Linked DNA regions of Mus musculus: regions 1 and 2 are each linked to region 3. A link is a contact called in ENCODE Hi-C or POLR2A ChIA-PET data. All regions are on one chromosome and are shown on one strand. Each heading gives the region's core, a stretch centred on a gene start or an enhancer-like site at or near the end of the contact. The rest is flanking DNA. Distances are from core to core; before and after follow the strand shown. Region 1 holds the start of Mcl1 (myeloid cell leukemia sequence 1). Region 2 holds the start of Golph3l (golgi phosphoprotein 3-like). Region 3 holds the start of Ensa (endosulfine alpha).

The links. Hi-C counts contacts between places; a loop is a spot of excess contacts on that map. ChIA-PET counts read pairs that join two places held with the same protein, here RNA polymerase II (POLR2A).
Region 1: a loop to region 3 is called in a map of heart, with 2.7 times the contacts of the local background. The contact joins the promoter of Mcl1 here to the promoter of Ensa in region 3. A Hi-C loop is called at or near these places in 4 of 37 maps with a recorded cell type or tissue (heart and left cerebral cortex). POLR2A ChIA-PET finds 5 or more read pairs at or near these places in 5 of 5 experiments (Patski and embryonic stem cell).
Region 2: a map of heart shows a loop between it and region 3 (4-fold over the local background). The contact joins the promoter of Golph3l here to the promoter of Ensa in region 3. A Hi-C loop is called at or near these places in 1 of 37 maps with a recorded cell type or tissue (heart). POLR2A ChIA-PET finds 5 or more read pairs at or near these places in 4 of 5 experiments (Patski and embryonic stem cell).

What each region holds. Positions count from the first base shown.
Region 1 is chr3:95,657,042-95,661,024 of GRCm38, forward strand. Mcl1 (myeloid cell leukemia sequence 1) reads left to right here and starts at 1,680. Exons shown (of 3, transcript NM_008562.3): 1 at 1,680-2,446; 2 at 2,720-2,967; 3 at 3,666-3,983. The coding sequence starts at 1,816. The coding sequence ends at 3,782.
Region 2 is chr3:95,586,685-95,590,527 of GRCm38, forward strand. It overlaps Golph3l (golgi phosphoprotein 3-like), which reads left to right and starts at 2,250. Exons shown (of 5, transcript NM_146133.3): 1 at 2,250-2,450. The coding sequence starts at 2,283. Hormad1 (HORMA domain containing 1) reads left to right here. Exons shown (of 15, transcript NM_001289532.1): 15 at 697-1,176. The coding sequence ends at 774. Gm40097 (a long non-coding RNA gene) reads right to left here and starts at 2,133. Exons shown (of 3, transcript XR_867468.2): 1 at 1,961-2,133; 2 at 676-732.
Region 3 is chr3:95,623,154-95,627,307 of GRCm38, forward strand. It overlaps Ensa (endosulfine alpha), which reads left to right and starts at 1,827. Exons shown (of 4, transcript NM_019561.2): 1 at 1,827-2,023; 2 at 3,596-3,721. The coding sequence starts at 1,967.

The sequences.
Region 1 (3,983 bases), core at 430-2,929, 34 kb after region 3:
ATGCAGCCAATTTACAGGGTTTTAAACCCAAGGTTTTATGTTAGGCAAGCATTCTCCAAGTAAGCCACATTTCCAGCTTGCCACTTACTTATCTATCTATCTATCTATCTATCTATCTATCTGGTTTGAGACAGGGTCTCAACCTTTTAACCCTGGCTGATGGGCGCTTCCTATGTAGACCAAGTGTCTTAGTTTGGGTCTCTGTTGCTATGGCAAAGCACCACAACCAAAAGCAGCTTGGGAGAAAAGGGTTCATTGGGCTTAGCTTGCTTCCACATTACTGTTCATCACTGAAGGACATCAGGACAGGAACTCAAACGGGGCAGGAACCTAGAGGCAGAGGCCATGGGCAGGAGCTGCTAACTGGCTTGTTTCCCATGGCTTGCTCAGCCTGTTTTCTTACAGAACCCAGGACCGCCAGTCCATGGAATTCCAGCTTGTGTCAAGTTGATATTAAGTCTAACCAGTCCACCAAAGATCTTCACCGTTTTATATGGTGCTGGGGATCAACCCAGGACTTCTACAAGGGTAGGCAAATTCTCTACCAACTGAGTTACTCCCGTAACCATCCTTTGTTCATTTTAGACAGCAGGCTCATCATGTAGCCAAAAATGAGTTTTAAATTGAGTCTCTTGCCTCTGCCTCCCCAGGCCTGGGCAAGCTCTTCTGCCAATTGAGCTATAGGCCTAGCCACCATAAATGGCTCATATTTTAGACTTTTACTGTTTGGGGATAGGGTAGGGAGCTAGGCTCTTCTGGCAGCCAGAGGTCAACTCTGGAAAGTGGTCTCACTCCTTCATTGTTAGGTGGGTTCTGTGTATTGAACTCAGGTCTTTAGGGCTGGGTTTCAGGAGCCTTTCACCAGTTGAATCTTTCACAGGCTCCACATAAATAACCCCTTAATAGCTGTCCATGAAAAGTCATTTTGGCCAGGCAGTGTGGGGCACGCCTTTAATTCCAGCACTCGGGAGGCAGAGGCAGGAGGATTTCTGAGTTTGAGGCCAGCCTGATCTACAGAGTGAGTTCCAGTGCAGCCAGGGCTACACAGAGAAACCCTGTCTCGAAAAACAAAAAAACAAAAACAAAAAACAAAAAACAAAAAAAACCGGAACGGAAAGTCATTTTGGAACACAGGGAGTGAGGGCTCACAGTAGAAAAATGACAGAGCAGGACTCCCCCTAACTTTTAAGCAAATCAATGGTTAATATTCCTTTGTGTATGAGACTGGAGATGCCCTCCCTGGTTTGCTCTTCCAGGGTTTAACTCCCAGCACCCACCTGGAGGCAGGCACACAACCACAAATACACACAAACAAAAAAGTGTTTAAGACTGGTATGTTATAAAAACACAGCAGGTAGTGCAACGAGAAAGGCTAAGGCAGGACTGCCTAACGTTAGGACCAGCCTGGGCTATGCAGAGTTCCAGGGCAGCTTGAAATTCAAAAACCGACACAGATCAGCAGGCGTTCCCGAGCAGGAACCATTCCCCGGGAAGCCAAGCACTTGGCCAGCCGGGCTGAGAGTTGTACCGGACAAAAAAGCACAATCCGTCCGCGAGCCAAGGCCAGGTACCGCGCTCCGCCAACCGTAGCCGCGGAAGCCGCGAGAGCGCTCCGGCCGGAAGAGGCGCGGAGTGGCCGGGCCAGCCCTCCGGAAACGCCCGCCCCTTTCCCCTTTTACGGGAAGTCCTCGCCTGCGTCAGCACGGCCCTAAGGCGGCGGCAGGGAACGGCCTTCCTCACTCCTGACTTCCGCCTGCCTCCGGTCTGGAGTCGCGGCCTTCCCCGCTCCTTCCCCTCAGCCTGCGGCGTCCGACCATGTTTGGCCTGCGGAGAAACGCGGTCATCGGCTTGAACCTGTACTGCGGCGGCGCCAGCCTCGGCGCGGGCGGCGGTTCTCCGGCAGGGGCGCGCCTGGTGGCCGAGGAGGCCAAGGCGCGGCGCGAGGGGGGAGGGGAGGCCGCCCTGCTGCCCGGCGCGCGGGTGGTCGCCCGGCCGCCGCCCGTGGGCGCCGAGGACCCCGACGTCACCGCGTCGGCCGAAAGGCGGCTGCATAAGTCGCCCGGCCTCCTCGCCGTGCCGCCCGAGGAGATGGCCGCGTCGGCCGCCGCCGCCATCGTGTCTCCGGAGGAGGAACTGGACGGCTGCGAGCCGGAGGCCATCGGCAAGCGCCCGGCCGTGCTGCCCCTCCTGGAGCGCGTGAGCGAGGCGGCCAAGAGCTCCGGGGCCGACGGCTCTCTGCCCTCCACGCCGCCGCCGCCCGAGGAGGAAGAGGACGACCTATACCGCCAGTCGCTGGAGATCATCTCGCGCTACTTGCGGGAGCAGGCGACCGGCTCCAAGGACTCGAAGCCTCTGGGCGAGGCGGGCGCGGCGGGCCGGAGAGCGCTGGAGACCCTGCGGCGCGTGGGCGACGGCGTGCAGCGCAACCACGAGACGGCCTTCCAGGGTAAGCGGCGCCCGGGCCGGGCCGGGCCGTGCGGGAAGAGGGAAGAGCCGGAGCCTGGCTCTGCAACCAGAATTTTCTGGCTGTGAGTCATTGTTTCCGCCCATCTGGCTGTTGGGTTCAAAGACCGGAAAGGGTGGGATGTCACTGTCGGCGTGGGGTCTGCCTGACTGCTCTAGAGCCGGGAGAGCACGGTCCCCTCGTCGTGGGTGGGCAGAAGGGTAGTGCCCCGCTGCAGACAAAGGAGGCCATGAGGTTTCTTGCTTTTCTTCTCAGGCATGCTCCGGAAACTGGACATTAAAAACGAAGGCGATGTTAAATCTTTTTCTCGAGTAATGGTCCATGTTTTCAAAGATGGCGTAACAAACTGGGGCAGGATTGTGACTCTTATTTCTTTCGGTGCCTTTGTGGCCAAACACTTAAAGAGCGTAAACCAAGAAAGCTTCATCGAACCATTAGCAGAAACTATCACAGATGTTCTTGTAAGGACGAAACGGGACTGGCTTGTCAAACAAAGAGGCTGGGTAAGTTCGTCTTGTGATATAAAGGGACCGTGGAGTGGAAATGGGGTGCAGGATTTTGTGAAGGAGAAGGCACCTAGAGGGTTTTTACAAAGTTTCTCTCCGGTTTCAGATTTAATTTATGTATCTCTTGTTGCATGATGTTGGTCGTTGTAGGTGGTAGGTCCAGAGAAAAACTCATTATGACGGTCTTGAATTGTACCAAAAGGTCTTGTATTCTGTAGGTTGTACTTCTAATTCAGTTGGATAATCTTCAGAGCAGTGGATTCAAACCGTGAAGAAGTAAGAGTCACCTGTGATGACTAAATTACATCCCCCTCATTTTAATCAAATGGATAAGGGGTAGAGCCTGCATTTTAGAAGTTAATACCCAAATACACCAGCTCTGGTGTAAGGTGCACTCATTCTCATTAGGAAATACCCATGGGAGAAATACTACATGGGGATGGATCCAAAGAGTGGTTGGTTATGGGCCCTGCTCAGTCTGTGCAAAAATAATTGAGGTGCAATACAACTGCTGTAAGGTAACTGTTGTGTGGTTACTCACTGGAAAGAACTCCAGAAGTGTCTCTTGCATCCCAGAAGTAGGTAATTGGTTCACCATTGTTTGGGGGATATTTTAATTCACCGTTTCTCTGTATGTAGTGTTACAACAGCAGAAACCCATACTTGAAAATGTGCTTTTCTTTTTTGTTTTCTAGGATGGGTTTGTGGAGTTCTTCCACGTACAGGACCTAGAAGGCGGCATCAGAAATGTGCTGCTGGCTTTTGCGGGTGTTGCTGGAGTAGGGGCTGGTCTGGCATATCTAATAAGATAGCCTTGTGAGTGCAATAGGGGACTCTTAAAGCTCCAGCCACCAAACTACATGCATCTGTGAAAACATGTGTATTTATGAAGGTGGACTTGAAGCTGCCCAGGATTTTAACAGTCCAGTTCTACTGTAGCAACATAGCAAAAAGAAAGTGGCTACAGGATTGTGGCTAACAAGAATAAATACATGGGAAAAGTGCTCCCCCTG
Region 2 (3,843 bases), core at 1,000-3,499, 36 kb before region 3:
CTCTGTCTCAAAAACAAAGAAATTTTACTGTAGCATACTATTTTTATTGTGAGCAGGGGGAGGGCCCTCAGTTAAGAGATATTTAAACTAGAAAATCTTTGGCCAGTGAAATACTCCAGCATTAAAAGCATTTTGCCCTCTGGTACCTAAATTTGATCTACAGGACCCCACATAACAAGAGGAGAGACCCAACTGCTATAAGTGTCTTCTGACCTGCATACTTGTATTTTCACACACAACACACCACAAATAAATATTAAGAAATTTGTAATTGGGGGCCTGGAAAGGTGTTATTAAGAACACCTACTGCTCTAACAGAGGACTAGAGTTTTGTTCCCAACACACTCATCTGGCAGCTCACAACTCCCTTCTATCCCAGCTTTAGAGAATCAAGTGCCACACTCTGGCATCTAAGGGAACCTGCATTCATGTACTCTACCCACACACAGGGAAACAAACATATACACACATTTTTTTTAATTTTAAACTGTAAAAAAATTAAAGTCTCACCGAGCGTGGTGGCTCACGCCTTTAATCCCAGCACTTGGGAGGCAGAGGCAGGCGGATTTTTGAGTTCGAGGCCAGCCTGGTCTACAAAGTGAGTTCCAGGACAGCCAGGGCTATATAGAGAAACCCTGTCTTGAACCCCACCCCCAAAAAATTAAAGTCTCTTACGTAGTTGTTTTCTTTTAACAGGTCCTTCACGTCTTGGAATCTAGTCAAGAGTCAGTGCTGAAGAAAAGGAGAGTTAGTGAACCAAAGGAACATACCTAAAAATTATTTTTCTTATGCAAATTTGCAGTTCTCAACATTTAAACTAATATGCTGTATTATTTGAAGGTGTGCCTTCTGTACCTCTGAAAATTATTTTGTAGTTCATAGTTATTAAACTAATAAAAGTTTTAGCTATTATATTGTGTTTACCTGAGATAAATCCAAGGGAACTTTTGACTAAACAAAAATACAAATGTCATTGATTCTGCTCATATCCACTGAATACAACCTGCCTTCTATTTTAAAGAAAGCTTTTTTTTTAAATGTGTTAAGTTTTAAGGCCCTCTAAAACCATTTTTGAAGTGTTTATTCTGACTTTAAAATTCTGTAAGGATACACTTTTTACTTATGTTAAAACTGTACCATTTACTTGGTGCTATTAAAACAATGTTTGCTATTTTGATATAGTGTGTTATTAACAACTTTTTTTTTTTAATATTTATTTATTTATTATATGTAAGTACACTGTAGCTGTCTTCAGACACACCAGAAGAGGGCATCAGATTTCATTACAGATGGTTATGAGCCACCATGTGGTTGCTGGGATTTGAACTCATGACCTTTGGAAGAGCAGTCGGCACTCTTAACCGCTGAGCCATCTCACCAGCCCTATTAACAACTTTTAAATATGTATTTAGAGCAAAAATGATAAAAGCAATGGCCAATAAAAAAAAGACCGGCATCTTAATACCATGACTAAGATGCTCAGTGTGCAGGGTCTTTCAGGGCTTCTAGTTATTTAATTAACAGAAAGTGTTCAGCTATTAATTTTGAGAGAATTTAAGTAAGTATATCTTTCGCGAGGTGGACACATTTTAGAACTTTTGAGTGGTAGTGTGAACAATTGTTTTGCTGAGAGACCTGGAACCTAGCCCCACCCAAGCTATTTGCTTCCTTTGCTTCAGAAAAGGAAGACCTAAAAACTTGATCTGTTTCCGTCTTGTAATTTTAGCAGCCATATTCCAAACTGTACAGTAGCTACAGGATTATCAAAGTGGGATAACATCCCTCTAGAGCTGTTATGTGTGTAATAGTACCCATGCTGTTCAGTATAAACAGCACAAACCGAGTCAGATTACGTTTTTCTAGAGGCAAAGTTAAGCTCAGAGTTTACTCTTAGCCTTATTGCTTGGATGCCAACATTTCTTAACCAGCAGTGCCAATACAGACAGCTACAGAAAAACACCTGCTACACTGAAATTGGCCAACAGAATCCTTTCGTGATTGGCAGCACTGTGCTATCTCACAGAATACTTTGATTGGGTAATTTCATCGGGGTGGGATGCAGCCTTTTCCTCGCAGCCACCGAGGTTCCTTCATTGGACAGACCAGCTGTCAGGTTGAACCCAAACCTGCCTCCTTTTGGTGATGTTTGTCTGGATCGCAACACAATAGCCCGGAGGACCTCCCCTCGTAAGCTCCGATTGGCTAGAGTCAAACTTGGGGGTTTCTGATTGGCCCAATGAAGAAACACCAAGGTAGGTTGCCTAGTGATCCTGAGGAAGCTGATGTGTTATTCCCTCTCTGCAACGAAGGATCAGGAAGTTTGTACTCTCTGTGTGGCTGAGAAGTTTTTCACCTACTGGAACCCGCCTAGGGTACGGGAAACAGGTGCCCTCCAAAACGAGAGCGCGAACTGCAGCCTACGTCCCACTGCAGCTCAGGAGCAACGTCAGGTGAGCAAATATAACACTTCTTAACATCCAACAGAGCTGGTCAGTATTTTACTTTAGAGAGAAAGGGTGGTTTTTACTTATTTGTTGTTGCTCATCATGTTTTCAAGTAGGGTATTTTAACTAATAAGTGGCCACAGGGAAATGATGAATTCCTCAAAGAAAATTGCCCCCATTCTCCCCGGGGTGTTAAAGTTTCTTGGATTGGGTTTGGAAATAATGCCAAATGGAATTGGCACCCTAAGGCATTGTTCTGTGTTCTGTTCCTTCACTCTTCTTACTTCCCCTGAAAATTATATTTGAAATATACGCTTGTATGAAGAATTGTTTGTAAGACTCTTGGTGTGTATTTCTGGTGCTGTTTAATGAGTATATATTTATTTGAGCAGTTAAAACGTTAAAGATATTGTGCTAGTTGCTATGGAGAATATAAAAATTAAAAGATGACAATATTTCAGCCCTGGAGAAGTTTAATGTAACAGACAGCCATAACAAAAGAGGGACTATAATAAACATTTTAAAGGGCTTAAGTATAAATTTCTGTTTACATACAACTGAAGAAAAATCCATTTCTAAGTGTTTAATATATGCATAGTGGAGAGATAGAATTCACCTTAAGGCCTCACTTGTCTTTAGTAGGCCTTCAAAGACTGGACAGACAGTATTTAGGGAGGAAAGGAAAAGGAAGAAAACTCCAAGATCACAAGGATCAGAGGCAGAAAGAAAGCAAGATAAAATTGTTGAACTAGGCACAACCATAGCACATTTTAAATATTATTCTTTTGACCTCAAAGATATATAATTGCTGATAGTTTTTGACTTGCTTTTAATCATAAAAATTGACATTTATACCAGGCAGTGGTGACACACCTCTAATTCCAGCACTTGGGGAGCAGAGGCAGGTGGATCTCTAAGTTCAAGGCCAGCCTGGTCTACATAATGAATTCCAAGATAGCTAGGACATTTACACAGAGCAACCCTGTTTTGTTTCGTTCTAAACAAACGAAAAATAAAATACATTTACATTTGTATGAACTGTGCTAACTTTAAGCTTTATCACAGATGACTTAGACAAGTGTAATGCTTAGTATAAAAGGGTGTGTGCTCAGATTTTTTTTCCCCCATTTATGGGAATGGTACTTAGGACCTTATATATGCTAAATAACACTATGCTGTAACTGTAACACTGAGCCATATTCTAGCCCCTTTTTCTTTTTCTTTTTTGAATGAATTCTTTCTTTAAAAAGACTTATTTTAGTTCTTGCCCTCTTGGTCTCTTGCTCCTCCCTTGCTCTTTCCCTGCTTCCCTTCCCCTTTCTCTCCCCATTCCCGTCCCACCTCTCTCTCCACGTGCTCATGACTCCTCTACTTCTCTACTCTCTTTCTCTGCCTCTAC
Region 3 (4,154 bases), core at 577-3,076:
ATCTACTTGATAGATGCTCAAGAACTACTCTATTTCTTTGGTTGCCTTTCGTTTTTGAGACAGGGTTGCACTGTGTAGTCTTGGTTTGCTTCACACTCGAGATACTGTTTCAGCGTCCTTTGTGGGAGTATTATAGACAGGAACCATCACACAGGTTAAGAACTATTATTGAACTATGGCTTTGTTTACATTAGCTGGTATTTAATATGTGTTAAATGTTTACCATGTGCCTAGAACTACCATCTTAAACTCAAGAAATTATGTCTCCACAGAGTGACCCTTAACTGTTAGCATCCTGTCTAAGCTCCACCCCACAGTTACCTGGCAACAGCCAGGAAGGCCTGACCCACTATAAAAGGTGCTGTTTGCCCCTCTAGGTCTCTTGCCCTCTTGGTCTCTTGCTCTTCCCTCTGTCTCCTTGTCCTTCCCCATTCCTTTCCCCCCTTTCCCACGTGCTCACGGCTGCCTCTACTTTTATAATTCTCTACTCTCTCTGCCTTTCTCTACCTCTACTACCCTCTCTCTTGACTCCCCTCCCCATGCCCTGAATATACTCTATTCTATAGTCCTGTGGCTGGTCCCTCAGGGGGCAGGGATGCCTTAGCATGGGCCTGCTGAGGTACCCCCTTCTCCCATACCTCACTGTTGGTATTCTGTCTGGACTCCACCCCCCACAGTTACCTAGCAACAGCCTGGTAGGCCTGGCCCACTATAAAAGGGGCTGCTTGCCCCCTCCTCTCTCTCTTACTTTTGCCTCTTACCCTTTAGTTCCCCCTCTTCCCCCTCTCTCCCCATTCCCTTCTCCTTTCTCTCCATGTGGCCATGGGCTACTTTCTCCCTCTCTCTGCCTTTCTCTGCCTCTACTACCTTCTCTCTCTCTCTCTCTCTCTCTCTCTCTCTCTCTCTCTCTCTCTCTCTGGTTTGTTTGTTTGTTTGTTTGTTTGTTTGTTTTCGAGACAGGGTTTCTCTGTATAACCCTGGCTGTCCTGGAACTCACTCTGTAGACCAGGCTGGCCTCGAACTCAGAAATCCGCCTGCCTCTGCCTCCTGGGTGCTGGGATTCCACCATGCCCGGTTCACTACTACCCTCTCTCTTAACTCCCCTCCCTATACCCTGAATAAACTCTATTCTATACTATACCGTCATGTGGCTGGTCCCTCAGGGGGCAGGGATGCCTTGGCATGGGCCTGAGGCACCCCCTTACCCCATACCTCACCACACCCCCATAGAACATAACCTTATACTTCTCTATATTTCTATAATCACAACACTCACCACAACTCCATAGAACATATCTCCCTTTATGTTTTTATAAATACATCATTAACAGTTATAATTGCCTACATAAGGACTAAAGTGTGAATGAAAACCTTACAAGAAAACTCAAGTCTCCTACAAGCTAGCACTGAGTCCTGGAAAACTGCTGAATATCAGTTTGTCTTCCAATTTTAATTTTTGGTCGTGGGTAACTTGTTCTAACACCGCTCAAGGCTTGAGCCTTTGCACCAGAGAATAAAGGATTTCTATGTTAACCCGGCTCGGATGCAACATTCAGCGACTTGCCCAGGATCTGGCTAATAAACTGAACACAGCTTCAGCCCACCCAAGAAGCAAAAATACCAAAGCTTGCTGTCCTGCCCCTAAGGTCCATGCAGGCTTTTAATTGGTTCTGTGGCTCACTCTCTTTCCCGGTTGGTGTTCTAGCTTGCCTGTCGCTCTAAAGAATCCGCCCACCTCCGGCCAACGCTTATTGGTGTGTCGTTACATCATTGCCCCGTCAAGCCCACTCTCATTGGCTCTCATAGGAGGGGGCGGTCTCAACGTCACGGGCTTGAGCCGCCATTTTGACTGAGCAACCATAGTGACAGGAGCCGGAGCAGCAGCTCAGGTTGTCCCCGTTTCCCCTCCCCCTTCCCTTTTCCGGCTGACTTCCCGGGCCCTGCATTACACAGTCCCGGTTCTGCCATGTCCCAGAAACAAGAAGAAGAAAACCCTGCGGAGGAGACCGGCGAGGAGAAGCAGGTGAGGAGAAGGGGGGACCGGGGGTGGCCGCGCGGGCGGAATACGCCCCCGCTGCCGCTGATTGGCCGCCTCTGCCTCAGGCTGTACAGGGGTTGGCCACTACTAATGTCGCGCAGGCTGCATTTCGGCGCGGCCTAGTGCCCTGATGTCGATTAGTCAAGCCGATTGTCAATCTGTGGGCTCCCCTTTCTTATTGGCCAGTAGGCCTCTATTCAGTTCATGGAAGCCGTTCTATAATTGGGCGAGCTCTGGCGTGGGCGGGTGTTTGGAAAGATGAGGCGAATGAAAGGGGGCTGGATGGTGGTCCAGAGCTGTAAATGAGATGTTTGATTAGTAAAGATAAATACCAGACTGGAGCTCATCCTTCATCCACAGCAAGATAGAGGTCAAAGTGAAGACATTTAAAATGAACCAGCATTGGGGGAGGGGAAAAGAGTAATTATTACCATGGGGTAAGTTCAGGTGGCAACTTCCTTAGACCTGTTTGGTAGGGATGGTTTGTTGTTCACCGTCAGTGACTTATAGATCCGCTCGAATTTCTCCGCAGTGGGATGTGGTCCACCCACCATCGCATTATGAAAACACTAGTGCCAAACCCCTTCTTCGACACCATATTTGAGTTACTTAACACTGAGCTCAGGGACTCATTAAATACACTTAGTGTTATCTCTGACCCTGTTTGTCAAGTGAAAATACACTAGCCAGGAGATGGTGGCGCACGCCTTTAATCCCAGCACTTGGAAGGCAGAGGCAGGCAGATCTCTTGAGTTCTGAGTTCAAGACCAACCTAATATACACCAAGAACCCCTCTCTCAGAAAATATAAAAATAAAAACAACAAGAAAAACTAATGGCATGTTGATTTCTGTTTTCAAGTATATTACTCTGGTAAATATCTTTAGAATAAGCCACATGCCTAGCGTCCTCCACAGTGAGACCATATTGCTTCTTAGAGTGTGAATGAGGAGGGAGCCTCTCAGCAGACAAAAGCTCCCCTGACCTGTAGGACAGCCAGGAACTCTAGTAGTTCCTTTTTTATCTTTCCTGAGTGAGCTCTGGCTTGCTCTATGGTTCAAGTATCATGTTGAGATACTACCTTTAACCTAGTGTTCACAGGTCACGGGTGATTCCTTGAGTGTAATATAAGAACTAACTTGTTTTTCTTTGCTTGATACAGTTATCTTGAGCTTAGGCATTTGAACAAAGGTCTAGCTTTTAAGAGTAGAGGAGCAGGAAAGATTGGTTAGGAACACTCATTGCAGAGCACCTGGGTTTAGTTCCCAGCCCATGGTAGCTCACAACCATGTACAGTTCAGTCTAGGAAACCGGGCCCAGACTGAACTCAGGGCACTGGGCATCCATGTGGTACACAGCCATAGCCATACGAGTCTGCAGAATACATGCACATAAAATAAATAAATCCTTAAATAATACACACACTCAACAGAACAGAGTGTAGATAGCATAATTACAAACAGGTAGACCTCTAAGAAAATTTGATAATACAAAGGTTATCAGATATTAGAAGTCATTGTTTTTCAGCCATTAATTTCACTTGGCGTGTTTTCTTCAGGATACACAGGAGAAAGAAGGGATTCTCCCTGAGAAAGCTGAGGAGGCAAAGCTAAAGGCCAAATATCCAAGCCTAGGACAAAAGCCTGGAGGCTCCGACTTCCTCATGAAGAGACTCCAGAAAGGGGTATGGGACACCCTTATACTGTGGCACCTTGGATGAAGTCCGTAGACATTCTACTGCATGTTTTTCTGTAGCTTTGGTTATTTAGCAGTAGTAAAGATAAATTAGAAACTTGGAAAGAGAAAAGCAAATTATGTGAATCTCTGCAATGATGTTACTTCCCTTCTAACTATAGGAAATGAAGGATTAATGGTGGGCATTTGGGTAGGTGGCAGATGGGGACTGAAGGAAGGATATTAGATACAGAACACCCAAATAGTTCAACTTGCAATAAGGTTCTTTAGTCTGTTAAAAGCTGGCATTACACACTAACCATGCTCCTCAAGAGACTATTGTAGCTGAGTGTGCTGGCTAGCATCTGTGATCTCAGCGCCTGAGCTGAAGCAGGAGGATAACCACACATGCAAGAACAGCTTAGGCTACATAGTAAGTTTTA